Linked DNA regions of Homo sapiens: region 2 is linked to region 1. A link is an interaction called in ENCODE POLR2A ChIA-PET data of the cell type or tissue named here. Cell type or tissue: PC-3. All regions are shown on one strand. Links, peaks and the distances in the headings refer to the core of each region. The heading gives the core; the rest is flanking DNA. Region 1 overlaps SLC30A7 (solute carrier family 30 member 7). Region 2 overlaps LOC101928334 (a long non-coding RNA gene).

What was found. ChIA-PET counts read pairs that join two places held together with the same protein. Peaks named below come from ENCODE experiments on the same cell type or tissue, not always from the same donor. Only the 100,000 strongest peaks of a DNase experiment are listed, where the experiment ranks them.
Region 2: POLR2A ChIA-PET joins it to region 1 with 14 read pairs; 4 of 35 experiments call an interaction of 5 or more read pairs at or near these places.

What each region holds. Positions count from the first base shown.
Region 1 is chr1:100,939,454-100,946,830 of GRCh38, reverse strand. All of the region lies in intron 8 of SLC30A7 (solute carrier family 30 member 7), which reads right to left. It also overlaps the pseudogene HNRNPA1P68. Among named protein-coding and RNA genes, the nearest start is that of SLC30A7, 47 kb to the right of the region's middle. In PC-3, for the core only: no CTCF peak of the experiment used is centred there; no DNase peak of the experiment used is centred there.
Region 2 is chr1:101,173,528-101,180,904 of GRCh38, reverse strand. LOC101928334 (a long non-coding RNA gene) reads right to left here. Exons shown (of 4, transcript XR_426738.4): 4 at 4,350-5,377. Among named protein-coding and RNA genes, the nearest start is that of S1PR1-DT, 59 kb to the left of the region's middle. In PC-3, for the core only: no CTCF peak of the experiment used is centred there; no DNase peak of the experiment used is centred there; H3K27ac peaks cover 832 bases.

The DNA of each region.
Region 1 (7,377 bases), core at 2,404-4,903:
AAAAAGAGGGCATCCTCCCTAACTCATTTTATGAGGCCAGCATCATGCAGATACCAAAGCCCGGCAGAGACACTACAAAAAAAAGAAAATTTTGGAACAATATCTTTAATGAACATCGATGCAAAAATCCTCAATAAAATACTGGCAAACCAAATCCAGCAGCACATCAAAAAGCTTATCCACCATGATCAAGTGGGCTTCATCTCTGGGATGCAAGGCTGGTTCAACATATGCAAATCAATAAACGTAATCCATCACATAAACTGAACCAACTACAAAAACCACATGATTATCTCAAAAGATGCAGAAAAGGCCTTTGACAAAATTCAACAGGACTTAATGCTTAAAAACTCTCAAACTAGGGATTGATGGAATCTATCTCAAAATAATAAAAGCTATTTATCACAAACCCACAGCCAATATCATACTAAATGGGCAAAAACTGGAAGCATTTCCTTTGAAAACCGGCACAAGACAAGGATACCCCCTCTCACCACTCCTGTTCAACATAGTGTTGGAAGTTCTGGCCAGGGCAATCAGGCAAGAGAAAGAAAGAAACGGTATTCAATTAGGAAAAGAGGAAGTCAAATTGTCCCTGTTTGCAGATGACATGAATGTATATTTAGAAAACTCCCATCATCTCAGCCCAAAATCTCCTTAAGCTGATAAGCAACTTCAGCAAAGTCTCAGGATACAAAATCAATGTGCAAAAATCACAAGCATTCCTATACACCGATAACAGACAAAGAGAGAGCCAAATCATGAGTGAACTTCCATTCACAATTGCTTCAAAGAGAATAAAATACCTAGGAATCCAACTTACAGGGGATGTGAAGGACCTCTTCAAGGAGAACTACAAACCACTGCTCAATGAAATAAGAGGACACAAATGAATAGAAGAACATTTCATGCTTGTGGATAGGAAGAATCAATATCATGAAAATGGCCATACTGCCCAAGGTAATTTATAGATTCAATACCATTCCCATCAAGCTACCAAGGACTGTCTTCACAGAATTGGAAAAAACTACTTGAAAGTCCATATGGAACCAAAAAAGAGCCCGCATTGCCAAGACAATCCTAAGCAAAAAGAACAAAGCTGGAGGCATCACGTTACCTGACTTCAAACTATACTATGAGGCTACAGTAACCAAAATAGCATGCTACTGGTACCAAAACAGAGATATAGACCAATGGAACAGAACAGAGGCCCCAGAAATAATACCACACATCTACAACCATCTGATCTTTGACAAACCTGAAAAAAACAAGAAATGGGGAAAGGATTCCCTATTTAATAAATGGTGCTGGGAAAACTGGCTAGCCATATGTAGAAAGCTGAAACTGGATCCTTTCCTTACACCTTATACAAAAATTAATTCAAGATGGATTAAAGACTTAAATGTTAGACCTAAAACCATAAAACCCCTAGAAGAAAACCTAGGCAATACCATTCAGGACATAAGCATGGGCAAGGACTTCATGACTAAAACACCAAAAGCAATGGCAACAAAAGCCAAAAGAGACAAATGAGATCTAATTAAACTAAAGAGCTTCTGCACAGCAAAAGAAACTACCGTCAGAGTGAACAGGCAACCTACAGAATGGGAGAAAATTTTTGCAATCTACCCATCTGACAAAGGGCTAATATCCAGAATCTACAAAGAACTTAAAACAAATTTACAAGAAAAAAACAACCCCATCAAAAAGTGGGAGAAGGATATGAACAGACATTTCTCAAAAGAAGACATTTATGCAGCCAACGGACACATGAAAAAATGCTCATCATCACTGGCCATCAGAGAAATGCAAATCACAACCACAATGAGATACCATCTCATGCCAGTTAGAATGGCGATCATTAAAAAGTCAGGAAACAACAGATGTTGGAGAGGTTGTGGAGAAATAGGAACGCTTTTACACTGTTGGTGGGAGTGTAAATTAGTTCAACCATTGTGGAAGACTGTGGCGATTCCTCAAGGATCTAGAACTAGAAATACCACTTGACCCAGTGATCCCACAAAGGATTATAAATCATGCTACTATAAAGACACATGCACACGTATGTTTATTGTGGCACTATTCACAATAGCAGACTTGGAACCAACCCAAATGTCCATCAATGATAGACTGTATTAAGAAATTGTGGCACATATACACCGGGGAGTAGGGGGTGGGGGGAGGGATAGCATTAGGAGAAATACCTAATGTAAATGAGGAGTTGATGGGTGCAGCAAACCAACATGGCACATGCATACCTATTTAACAAACCTGCAAATTGTGCACATGTACCCTAGAACTTAAAGTATAACAAAATAAAAAATAAATAAATAAAAAAACTAAAGAACCAAAAGGAGCCAATTTTTTTTTCTTTTTGCAGCTAGTAAGTTAAAAAATCTCAATATGCTTTTCACGTTTTTGACTTACTTTTCTTTGAAGGGCTAAATATGTGGATGATTCCAAAGTCAAAAATATTTTAAAAACATATTCTGTCTGGGTATGGTGTCTCACACCTATAATCCCAGCACTTTGGGAGACTGAGGAGGGTGGATTTCTTGAGTCCAGGAGTTTGAGACCAGCCTGGACAACATGGCAAAACCCCATCTCTACAAAAATTAGCCAGGCGTGGTGGTGTGCACCTGTAGTCCTAGCTACTTGGGAGGCTGAAGTAGGAGGATGGCTTGAGGCCAGGAGGCAGATGCTGCAGAGACTGTGCCACTGCCCTCACTCTAGCCTGGGTGACAGAGCCAGACCCTGTCTCGAAAAAATATATAAATAAAATAAAATGAAAATTCAAAGTCTCACTTCTAATCCCTTTCCTCTGCCGAAAAGGTAACTATATTTGCTTTTGATTTATTCTTCCAGTGTTTCTTTTCAAAATTATATGAAAACATTTAGATTATATGCATGTCTCTTCTTCTTATATAAAAGGTAGCAGTGCTTTTATATAGTTTATGCTATAAACCTATATATCATGTGCTACATATTAAGTGCTATCTTGTTTTCTTAATAATATTCTTGAAAATCATACCACATTACCACATAAAGATCATCTTTATTCTCCTTTTTAAGGTTGCACAGAACTGCTTTACTGATGATGTAATATTACAAAATACATATTTGGTCTTTGACCCATTTCCTGATATACAGCTCTTAAAATCCTTGGACTCTCTAAAGTGATGTCTTTCTAATGAGTTGACTGATGGCTGGCAGCCTGTAGGTAGCTTCAGGATGTGGGCTGGTCATGCAGAAAGATCAAGGCATGATTAGAAAGATCCAGATAGGGAGAGCGGCTGAAGGTTAAGTTGATCACCAATGGCCAATTAATCAATCATGCCTATGTAATGAAGCCTCCATAAAAACCCAAAAGGACAGGGTTTGGGAAGCTTCCAGATAGCTGAAGACATGAAGTTTCCTGGAGTGTGGCTCACCTAGAAATGACATGGAAGCTCTATCCTTCCCCCATACCTCACCCCATGCATCTCTTCCTCTGTATCCTTTGTTATGTCCTTTATAATACGCTAGTAAACATGCTTCCCTGAGTTCTGTGAGCTGCTTTAGTAAATTAATCGAATCCAAGGAGGGGGTTGTGGGATCCCCAGTTTATAGCCGGTCAGTCAGAAGCACAGGCAAACTAACCTGGGGTTTGCAAATGGCATCAGAAGTGGGATCCCTCAACCTGTGAGATCTCACACTGTCTCCAGGCAGTGTCAGAATTGAACTGAATTAGAGGATACTCAGCTACTGTCTGCTGGAGAACTGATTGTGTGAAAATAAGTAATTCAAAATCTAAGCTGTTGGAACTTCAAAACATTTTGAGCCTTAAAGGAATGTGATTATAGGACCTCAGTCACGTAACAGGGAACTGTAACCACTGTTTCTCTGATTAGATTTGCCTTCTCTCTTACCCACATAGTTTTATAAAATGTTGTAAATGATTAAAGGGCACCTAGGCAGCCCCATTCTCTCTTCACTGTAGATTAACTGCCCTTTTACTTTTTTCATACACAGACTATCATGTCTAAGATGAAATGTTAAAAACACTCTTTTAAATTGAAAAGGAAATGAAAGCAAGCTGTAACTCATTAGATTGTTATAACTCATAAACCAGCCTTGCATAGAAAATGCTATAACCCTAATACATTTGTTTTCTGCCTGTATAAGCAAGAACTTAACTTTTAATTTGGGAGCACAGACTCCATTTCTCTGGAGTTTGTGTTTCCCAGATGGCCATTCTCAGCTTTTCACTTGAATAAAGCTAGACTCTGATTCTTTCGATTATTTCAGGTTAACACTTGCTTGGTGTCTGGGGAAAAAACCCCACACATTTCACAGAAGTCTACTGTGTTGATTGTTGCTGGGTGAGAGAACAGAAAAAGCACTTTGAGTGTTTTTTCCATAGAGATGGCCATTTGTGTTCTTTCCAATCTTTTGCTATTACAAATAAAGGCACAAAGAATGACTTTACAGATATGTTCTTTTATATTTTTTGCAAATTTGCCTTTGGGATATATTCCCAAAAGTGTGATTGCTTAATTAAAGGTATATGCATATTTAATTTTGCTAGACATTGCCCAATTCCTCTGAGTTAATACTATTCTCATTCCTATCAGCAAAGTATGAGAGTACCTATTTTACCCATAGCCTTGCCAAAAGATTATGCAAACCTTTGGACATTTATCTACTGATGGGTAAGAAGTGGTGTCTCAATGCAGTTTTAATTTCTATTTCTTCCTTATACGTTGAGCTAAACTACTCTTCTAAAAGTTGTTTGTGCTTCCTGCCAGAGGATGCCGTCAAGGAGGCATTGTTAAAATCTCTCTTCCCACTGCCGTCACGTCGCAGTCAGTTTTCTAAAGAGCCCGAATGGCTGTGGAAGCTCTTCATTTTCATTGGAGGGTTGGCTTTGAAACAAAGCTGAGGAAGATCTGAGGAGCCATTCCGAGCAATGGGGAACACTCACAGAGTGTGTGGTAATGGGAGATCCAAACACCAGGCACTCCAGGGGCCTTGGGTTTGTCACGTATGCCACTCCAGGGGCTTTGGGTTTGTCACGTATGCCACTGTGGAGGAGGTAGATGCAGTCATGAATGCAAAGCTACACAAGGTGGATGGAAGAGTTGTGGAACCAAAGAGAGCTGTCTCAAGAGAAGACTCTCAGAGACCAGTGCCCACTTAACTGTGAAAAAGATATTTGTTGCTGGCATTAAAGAGTATACTGAAGAACATCACCTAAGAGATTATTTTAAACAGTATGGAAAAACTGAAGTGATTGAAATCATGACTGACCAAGGCAATGGCAAGAAAAAAGGCTTTGCCTTTGTAAGCATGACTGTGGATAAGACTGTCATTCTGAAATACCATACTGTGAATGGCCACAATTGTGAAATTAGGGAAGCTGTGTCAAATCAAGAGATGCCTAGTGCTTCATCTAGCCGAAAAGGGTGAAGTGCTTCTGGAAACTTTGGTGGTGGTTGTGGAGGTGGTTTTGGTGGGAATGGCAATTTTGGTTGTGGTGGAAACTTTAGTGGTCATGGTGGCTTTGGTGGTAGCTCTGGTGGTGGTGGATATGGTGGCAGTGGGATGGTTAAAATGGATTTTGTAATAATGGAAGCAAATTTGGAGGTGCTGAAAGCTACAATGATCTTGGCAATTACAACAGTCTTCAAATTCTGAACCCATGAAGGAAGGAAACTTTGGTGGCAGAAGATCTGGCCCCTATGGTGGTGGAGGCAAATTCTTTTCTAAACTATGAAACCAAGGTGGCTGTGGCAGTTCCAATAGCTGCAGAAGCTATGGCAGTAGCAGATTTTAATTACTGCTAGGAAATAAAGTTTAGCAGGAGAGAAGAGCCAGAGAAGTGACAGGGAAACTACAGGTTACAACGGATTTGTGAATTCAGCCAAGCACAGTGGTGGCAGGGCCTAGCTGCTACAAAGAAGACATGTTTTAGACAGTATTTGTGTATATGGGCAAAAAACATGAAAACTATATTTGTGATTAATTATGTAACAATTAATAACAGGTTATCTTAGTTTATGTTCTGTGGAAAGTGTAAAACAGTCCACTGAAGGGTTTTAATATAAGATTTTATTTTTTGCATCCATGCTGTTGATTGCTAAATGTTATAGTCCGATCATGACACTGAATGTGTCTTTAAAAATAAATTAATTAATCACATTAAATTTGTATTTCTTTTCCTGTAACTTAAATAAACTTATACTTTTACCCAGTTTTCTATCAGGAAGTTAGTCTCTTAATTAAATTACATTTTTATTTTTAGAAGCTCTCTTTATATTAGAAATGTTAGTCCTTCATGATCTAAGTGGCCAATACTTACTCTAATTTATTGTGTCTTGTGACTTTCCTTATGATGCTTTCTTCTTATGCCAAAATTCTTCTTTTTAAAAATGTAGCTTAATTCATTAATCTTTTCTCTTACTGATTTTCTAGTTTTGAGCCACAGCTACCCCTTAATATTCTCATGCTACCGTAAATATTTCAGCCATGCCTTCTTTTAATACTAGCATGGTTTCATGTTTTACTTTTAAAACACTAACCCATTTGAAATGTTTCCGGGTATATAGTATAACATAGAGCTCTAAATTTATCTTTTTCCAAATGGCTATCCAGTTTTTAGGGAAGCCATCTTTTTTCCACTGATTTGAGGTGCTGTCTTTATCATTAGTAAGCCACTATATATATATAAACCCATCTCTGGACCTCCTAATCTGCTCCATTAGTCTTCTTGCTCTTTCAGGTATCTCATTATGTTCATTACAAAGGCTTTATATTTTACATCTTCTTTTCCAGGATTTACTTGGCTATTCCTCCTGTTTGTTTTTTCCTTATAAACTTTAAAATCAATTTTTACTACTTCCTCCTCAGAATAAAAGGACCTACTGGTATTTTTATTTGAATATTTTAAAACTTTTATAAATAAACACAAAAAGCATTGACATGTTGCTGTTTTTTTTTTTTTTAGACGGAGTCTCACTCTGTTGCCCAGGCTGGAGTGCAGTGGCACGATCTCAGCTCACTGCAAGCTCCACCTCCTGGGTTCATGCCATTCTCCTGCCTCAGCCTCTCAAGTAGCTGGGACTACAGGTGCCCACCACCATGCCCAGCTAATTTTTTGTATTTTTTTTTTTTTTTTTAAGTAGAGACAGGGTTTCACTGTGTTAGCCAGGTTGGTCTCGATCTCCTGACCTCGTGATCTGCCCACCCTGGCCTCCCAAAGTGCTGGGATTACAGGCGAGAGCCACCGCGCCCGGCCAGCTGATTCTTCAAAAATGTCATAGTTGACAAAAAAGGCTCTGTTCGAGTCGACTTCTGTGTTTTTTAAAGGGTTTAAATTCCTTGTGTAAATTTTACTCA
Region 2 (7,377 bases), core at 2,609-5,108, 230 kb before region 1:
TGTATGTATGTGTGTATTTATTTATTTATTTTGAGACAGAGTCGTGCCCTGTCACCCAGGCTGGAGAGCAGTGGTGGGATCTCGGCTCACTGCAACCTCCACCTACAAGGCTTAAGTGATTCTTGCACCTCAGTCTCCTGAGTGGCAGGATTACAGGCACATACCACAAGGCCTGGCTAATTTTTTGTAGTTTTAGTAGAGACAGGGCATCACCATATTGGCCAGGCTGGTTTCGAACTCCTTGCCTCAAGAGATTCACCCACCTTGGCCTCCCAAAGTGTTGGGATTACAGGCGTGAGCCACCGCACCCAGCCTGATCTTCTAATGATTTCTTTATATACTTATTTATTTTATTTGTTATATATTTTTTTGAGACAGGGTCTCGCTCTGTCACTGAGGCTGGAGGGCAGTGATGTGATCATGGCTCACTGCAGTCTCGACCTTCTGGGTTCAAGCAATCCTCCTGCCCTAGCCTCCCAAGTAGCAGGACAACAGGTGTGAACCACTACGCCTGGCTAGTTTTTTAATTTTTTTGTAGAGGCAGGGTCTCACTTTGTTGCCCAGGCTAGTTTCAAACTCCTGGGCTCAAGTGATCCTCCCAAAGTGCTGGGATTACAGGTGTGAGCCACTGCACTTGGCTTTCTAATGTTTTAAATAAGGTCTGCTTCTGAACTCTCCACTCATACCACCTAGAAGTGTACAACTTGGCAATACTGATCTACGTGTAACTTACAAATAGTGGGGTGATGCTTTCGCCTATGTATGAAATGCCTTTTCCTACATTAGGAAATTTCTACTTCAGTATGAACTGGCTAATTGGCTCAAAAGTCACCTCCTGAACAAAACCTTCTCTTACTTCTTCCATGCTACTCCTGAATTCCCATTTTTACTATGACACCATTTACATGCCCAGGCTGTTGTTCTAACCCCGTTGCATTATATTTCCCCATTAGACTGTAAGCTTCTTGAGCAGTTTTTCACCTTTTGTATCTTGCACATTTGGCCACTCGATAAATGTTTGTTGAGTTGATTTGAATTAGAAGAAAATCACCAGATCTCTTCAGAAAGACACAAATAATGACTGGTTTAGGTAATCTAATGGTCTCAAAGAACACAGTACAAAATTGAATAAGTTGGAAGCCAAATATTTATTATTTGCTACTCTTTCATTTTTAATTGAAATATAACACTCACACAGAAAAGTGCCCCAAATTAGTGTATTACTCAATGAATCATCCCAAAATGCATAATTGATCATTAACAAAGTCAAGAAATAGAACATTGTCAGAAGCTCCTCCCATGTACATTTAAGCATCAATTTTTGTAGAGTATTTTCCTTTACACCAGAGACCTTATCTGAGCCTTTCAAAGTTATTCATTTCAAAGTATTCATTTCAAAGAAATGAATACTTGTCCACCCGGCTTTCATTATGGTCTATCGTGGTAGTTGATTGCCAGCCACTGTCACTGACGTGTATTTTCAAATCTTGTCATCTTTGTGAAGAAATATAGACATTTGGCACTCCACTTCTATGTCTTTATGACTCTTGTTTCCACGGGGCCCTACTTCTTCCTTTGTCTCCTTTTATTGTGTGTTCTTTAACCCCACACTCTTCCTCAATGAAACACTTTACCCACTTCCTGTCAACCATCTGACCTCGCTTCTCCTTATAACTCCTCCACTATTGAAAGCTTTTGAAAAACTCCAAAAGGAATTGAATTTTTGATGAGGACTTAAAATAAGATACAAATGTGATTTCTTCATTTGTTCAGACTGCAAAAGTTAAGGGAAATTAAAATATGAAGACGGGTCTATAACAGAGTAGAAAAGATGACAAATTTAGAGAAAATGATTTACTTTTCTGCGTGACAGGCAGAAGAATATAAAGAAACTGAAACCACTGGCAACCTCAAAAGGGTTAATTTTAAGAGTTGTACTCAGGAGACTTATGTCACAGTGATGGAAACAATGCTGCTACAGAAAGCTTCAAAGGTGCAAGTAACTGAAAATGCTATTTATTAGTCAGTTTAGAAGGAAGAAAATTAATAATCACAAGAACTGACTACTTCTCTGGAAATGTCTCATTTCTTTCTATGTCACTGTAAGTTAGCTTTCTCTTTTTTATTATTCTTAACGGTTCTTTCCATTTCTTGTCAGTGTCATGTCATTTGAAGAACTGATATTTGCTGAGATTTGTGAGTATAAGCCATTGCATGCAGGGAGTAAAAGTCTTCTCTTAAATCTTAATGAGGGCTGGGCACAGTGATTCATACATATAATACCAGCACTTTGGAGGCCAAGTGCTCCCAAAGCACTTGGCAGGAGGATCACTAGAGTCCAGGAGTTTGAGGCCGGCCTGGGCAACATAGGGAGAGCCTGTCTGTACCAAAATAATAAAAAACATTAGCTGGGTGTGGTGATGCACCTGTGGTCCTAGCTACTCAGGAGGCTGAGGAGCTACTCAGGAGGCTGAGACAGGTGATGCACCTGTGGTCCTAGCTACTCAGGGAGGATCACTTGACCCCAAGAGGTCAAGGCTGCAGTGAGCCTTGAAAAGATTAGGATCTTTCCATGGCACTCCAGCCTAGGGGAACAGAGTGAGGCCATCTAAAAAAAAAAAAATCCAAAAAAAAAAACCTTAGGCCAGGAGTGGTGGCTCACGCCTGTAATCCCAGCACTTTGGGAGGCCGAGGCAGGAGGATCACGAGGTCAGGAGATCGAGGCCATCCTGGCCAACGTGGTGAAACCCCATCTGTACTAAAACTACAAAAAATTAGCTGGGCATGGTGGCACATGCCTGTAGTCCCAGCCACTCGGGAGGCTGAAGCAGGAGAATCACTTGAACCCGAGAAGCGGAGGTTGCAGTGAGCTGAGATCGCACCACTGCATTCCAGCCTGGCGACAGAGGGAGACTCCGTCACAAACAAACAAACAAATCTTAATGAGATGCCTCTAATTATATTTTGAACTTAAAAAAATGTCCTGGTATATACGCTTCAGCTATTATATATAATGGCAATGCCCAACCTTTTTGGCACCAGGGACTGGTTTTGTAGAAGACAATTTTTCCACAGAGTGGGTTGGGGGAATGGTTTCAGGATGAAACCGTTCCACCTCAGATGATCAGGCATTAGATTCTCATAAGGAGAGCACAAACTAGATCTCTCGCATGCGCAGTTCACAATAGAGTTCCTGCTGCTATGAAAATCTAATGTCGCCCCTGATCTGACAGGAGGCAGAGCTCAGGCAATAATGCTGTCTCTCCCACCACTCACCTCCCACTGTGCTGCATGGTTCCTAACAGGCACTGACTGGTACCCATCTGTGGCCTGGGGGTTGGAGACCCCTGCTCGAGACTGTATTAATAAAAAGCCATTAAAAACCACATGACAAAAAGAGGAGATCTTTTCAGAAAGATTAAATTTTCCCATTTCTGTTTTAATATTTAGGGGAAAGATTTAAATCAGAAAGATCTTATGCACAAATAACCAGTAATGTTATTAAGACTAAGCTACATCATAAAAAAGTCCATAATACTATGCAGCCATAAAAAGCAACAAGATCATGTTGTTTGCAGGGACATGGATGGAGCTGGAAGCTGTTATTCTCAGCAAACTAATGCAGGAACAGAAAACCAAACATCGCATGTTCTCACTTATAAGTGGGAGCTGAAGGATGGGAACACATGGATATATGGTGCGGGGGAACAATACACGCAGGGGCCTGTGTTGGGGTAAAGGTTGGGGGAGAGCATCAGGGAAGAATAGCTAATGGGTGACAGACTTAATACCTAGGGGATGGGTTGATCTGTGCAGCCAACAAACATGACACACATTTACCTATGTAACAAACCTGCATATCCTGCATATGTACCCTGGGACATAAAATAAAAGTTGATGGAAAAAAAAATAAAAGAAATTCTATAATGTTTCTATGGTGTATGGTTAAGGAAGGCAAGTAAGACTCAAATTACAAGAATTAAATGGAAAGAATACAACATAAACACCCTTTTATCAAGTGAGCATCTACATATTATTTGTCTAGAACTATGGTATGAGCTTTAAGGCTGGACGTGGTGGCTCACGCCTGTAATCCCAGCACTTTGGGAGGCCAAGGCAGGCAGATCACCTGAGGTCAGGAGTTCAGGACCAGCCTGGCCAACATGGTGAAAACCCATCTCTACCAAAATACAAAAATTAGCCGGGTGTGGTGTCACATGCCTGTCGTCCCTGCTACTCAGGAGGCAGAGGCAGGAGAATCACTTGAACCCAGGAGGTGGAGGCTGCAGTAAGCCAAGAACGTGCCACTGCACTCCAGCCTGGGTGACAGAGCAAGACTCTCTCCCCCCCAAAAAAAAAAAAAAAAAAGAACTATGGTACTTTAGGAATACAAAAGAACCGTAATAAATGTTTCCTGTCCTGAGAAACAAACACTGATGTAAAAGATGTGTCTTCCCAAGTAACTATAGATAATAAAATCTTTAATTACATAGTACAGGCAATAAATGCAAGTCTGGAACACTATATATGTTAAATAGTCAGGTTATTTATTTTTGAAAATAATTTTGAAAATTGAACTGGGAATTCCTTTTCTCAAATGCTTACAGAATTATCCTCCCAGCAAGAGAACTTTTATAAAATAAAACTGCTATTACTATAAAATTCCATAGAAATTAAGCTAAAGAAACAACAAACAAAACTGAAATACAAAGTTCTACACTGAATTCTGATTAAAAAAAAAAAAACACAATAAATGAGCAAGCTCTGTTTCATGGTATGACTAAAATGGAATAGCATTAGGAAAACTGCCTCAGGAAGTCAGAACACAATATAAATCAGTAAGACTTTCCATACCTTTCTAGTTGCAGGAAATCTTAAAATATTACTCCATTCTGCCTGTGTGCAGCAAAGACAAGTTTCTAAAGCATTCAAAATATTTTATAAGGTATACGTTATGTGCTTTATTAAAGTAATAACTTGTGTGTTAACCTTATTTTTAAATGTCATTTTCAAAGAAAGAAGTCTTATCAAAATTGAATGAAAGAAGAAAACTACAAGAAAATGACCTAAAGGAAAGGGAATAAAAGAAAACAAGATCTTTTCTGGACGTTCAGTATTAAAAGTTTTCATGCTCATTGAAATGAAAATTACAAAATCAGAACTACATAGTAGATTTTGCAAGCATGCAGCCGGAAGTGTAAGGGCTGGTGGACTTTAGGGGCCTATGACTAGGAGACAGACTGGAAAACCAGAGACAGTACTGTGAACATAAGCTACCTTTGCCAAATAAATTCTGGAACTTACTTCTTGAACTGAGAAGTTCAGAGATGTTTTGGGACAGGACGCCAGACAGTTTGGAATGACTTACTTGATCTTACTGAAAAAAAAATACAATGTCTTTGATTACTCTTCTCAGAGTTAGTCTCATTTCCTACTTTAATTATTAAGGTTTTCCCTTTGCATATTATTGTATACTTGAACATTCATAATAATTCTTAATTTTTTCATAAAAATGTATTTATCTGCATGTATGTGTGTACGTGTGTGTTGTTTGTGCATGTGTGTCTCTATGTTTTTATAAATATCCCCTAAATAGATTGTGGTAGCTTGTTTCTTGTTTTCAGTTGGCTACCATCAATTTCTCTCCTCCCTGTATCTATCTATTGCTCTACTCCCTTGAATCTGGGCTCATTTGTGACAGATTTGCCAAATAGAATATAGTGGAAGTGACGCTGTATGACTTCCAACACTTCCCACACTTTGAAGCTTCTACCTGGGTCTCCTGGAATTCCTGGTCTTGAAATGCCACGCTGTTTGAAACCCAAGCCACACTATGGCTATGTGGAGAGACAAAAGAGGGAGAAATCCTGACCAGCCCACAGGTATTCTAGCTATTCTAGTCTAGGAGCCAGGCATGTGAGTAAAGAAGCTTTCAGAATTCCAGCCTCATCTGTCATATTTCTGCAACCATTTGAAGGACACAAAAGTGAGTAACGCTCAGCTTCGTCAACCCCCAGAAAAATGGAACATAACAATAAATGACTGTTTTAAGCTACTAAGTTTTGGTGTGGTGTGTTACACACAGCAATAAATAACTGGAACATACAATAGACATCCGAAGACAGACCTAACATTTCTTACTTACGTCATAATGCTATAAAATTCATCACCACTCTGTCATTCCAGAAATGTAACTAAATTCTTATATCTATCATATATTTAGCTGAACAATATCACTTTACTCCACTTATTTCATTGGTCACAAAAATACATTTTTACATTTTGTTGAAATTTTTAAGGGCTATAAAATGATACAATAAAAGTAATACATGTATGTAACACAGAAGTTTATATTAATAAAAATGGTTATACATTCTTTTAAAATTGACTTCATTTTATTTATTTATTTATTTATTTATTTATTTATTTATTTATTTATTTAGAGATGGAGTCTCACTCTATTGCCAGGCTGGAGTGCAATGGCGTGATCTCGGCTCACTCAACCTCTGCCTCCCGGGTTCAAGTGATTCTCTGCCTCAGCCTCCCAAGTAGCTGGGATTACAGGCGCCTGCTACCATGCTGGGCTAATTTTTGTATTTTTAGTAGAGACAGGGTTTCACCATCTTGGCCAGGCTGCTCTTGAACTCCTGACCTCGTGATCCACCCTCCTCGGCCTCCCAAAATTCTGGGATTACAGGCGTGAGCCACCATGCCCGGCCAACATCTACTATTAACGTCTCCCACCAGAGTACATTTGTTCCAACCAATGAACTACACTGACACATCATAATCACTCAGTCCATAATGTACATTAGAGTTGACTTTTGGTGTACATTTTACAGGTTTTGACAAATGCATAATGACATGTACCCACCATTATAGTATAATACAGACTAGTTTCCCTGCCCTAAAAATTTGATGTGCTCTGCCTGTTTATCCTTTCCTCCCTGCAATCCCTGGCAGCCGTTGATCTTTTCATTGTCTCCATGGCTTGCCCTTTCCAGAATGCCATGTAGCTCGAATCATACAGTCATGCAGCCTTTTCACACTGGCTTCTTTTACTTAGTGGCATGCATTTGAGGTTCCTCCATGTTTCATTGCTTGATTATTCATTTTGAAAAAATACTGTCACATTTTCTTATACTTCACTCATTCCTTAATCCTTTCAAATTTCGTTTCTGTCCTCACCCTTCTATGGAACCCTGTGCTCTTAAAGGTCACGAGACTTCCTACTCATAAAATCTAGAGCCTTTTCTGCGGCACTGAATATTGCTGCCCACTACTTCTTTAAATCCATGTTTTTGTGAAATTGTTCTTTTGCTTCTCCTTAGCTCTCTCTGCTGATTCCTTCCTTTCTACACTCTTCAAGTATAAGTA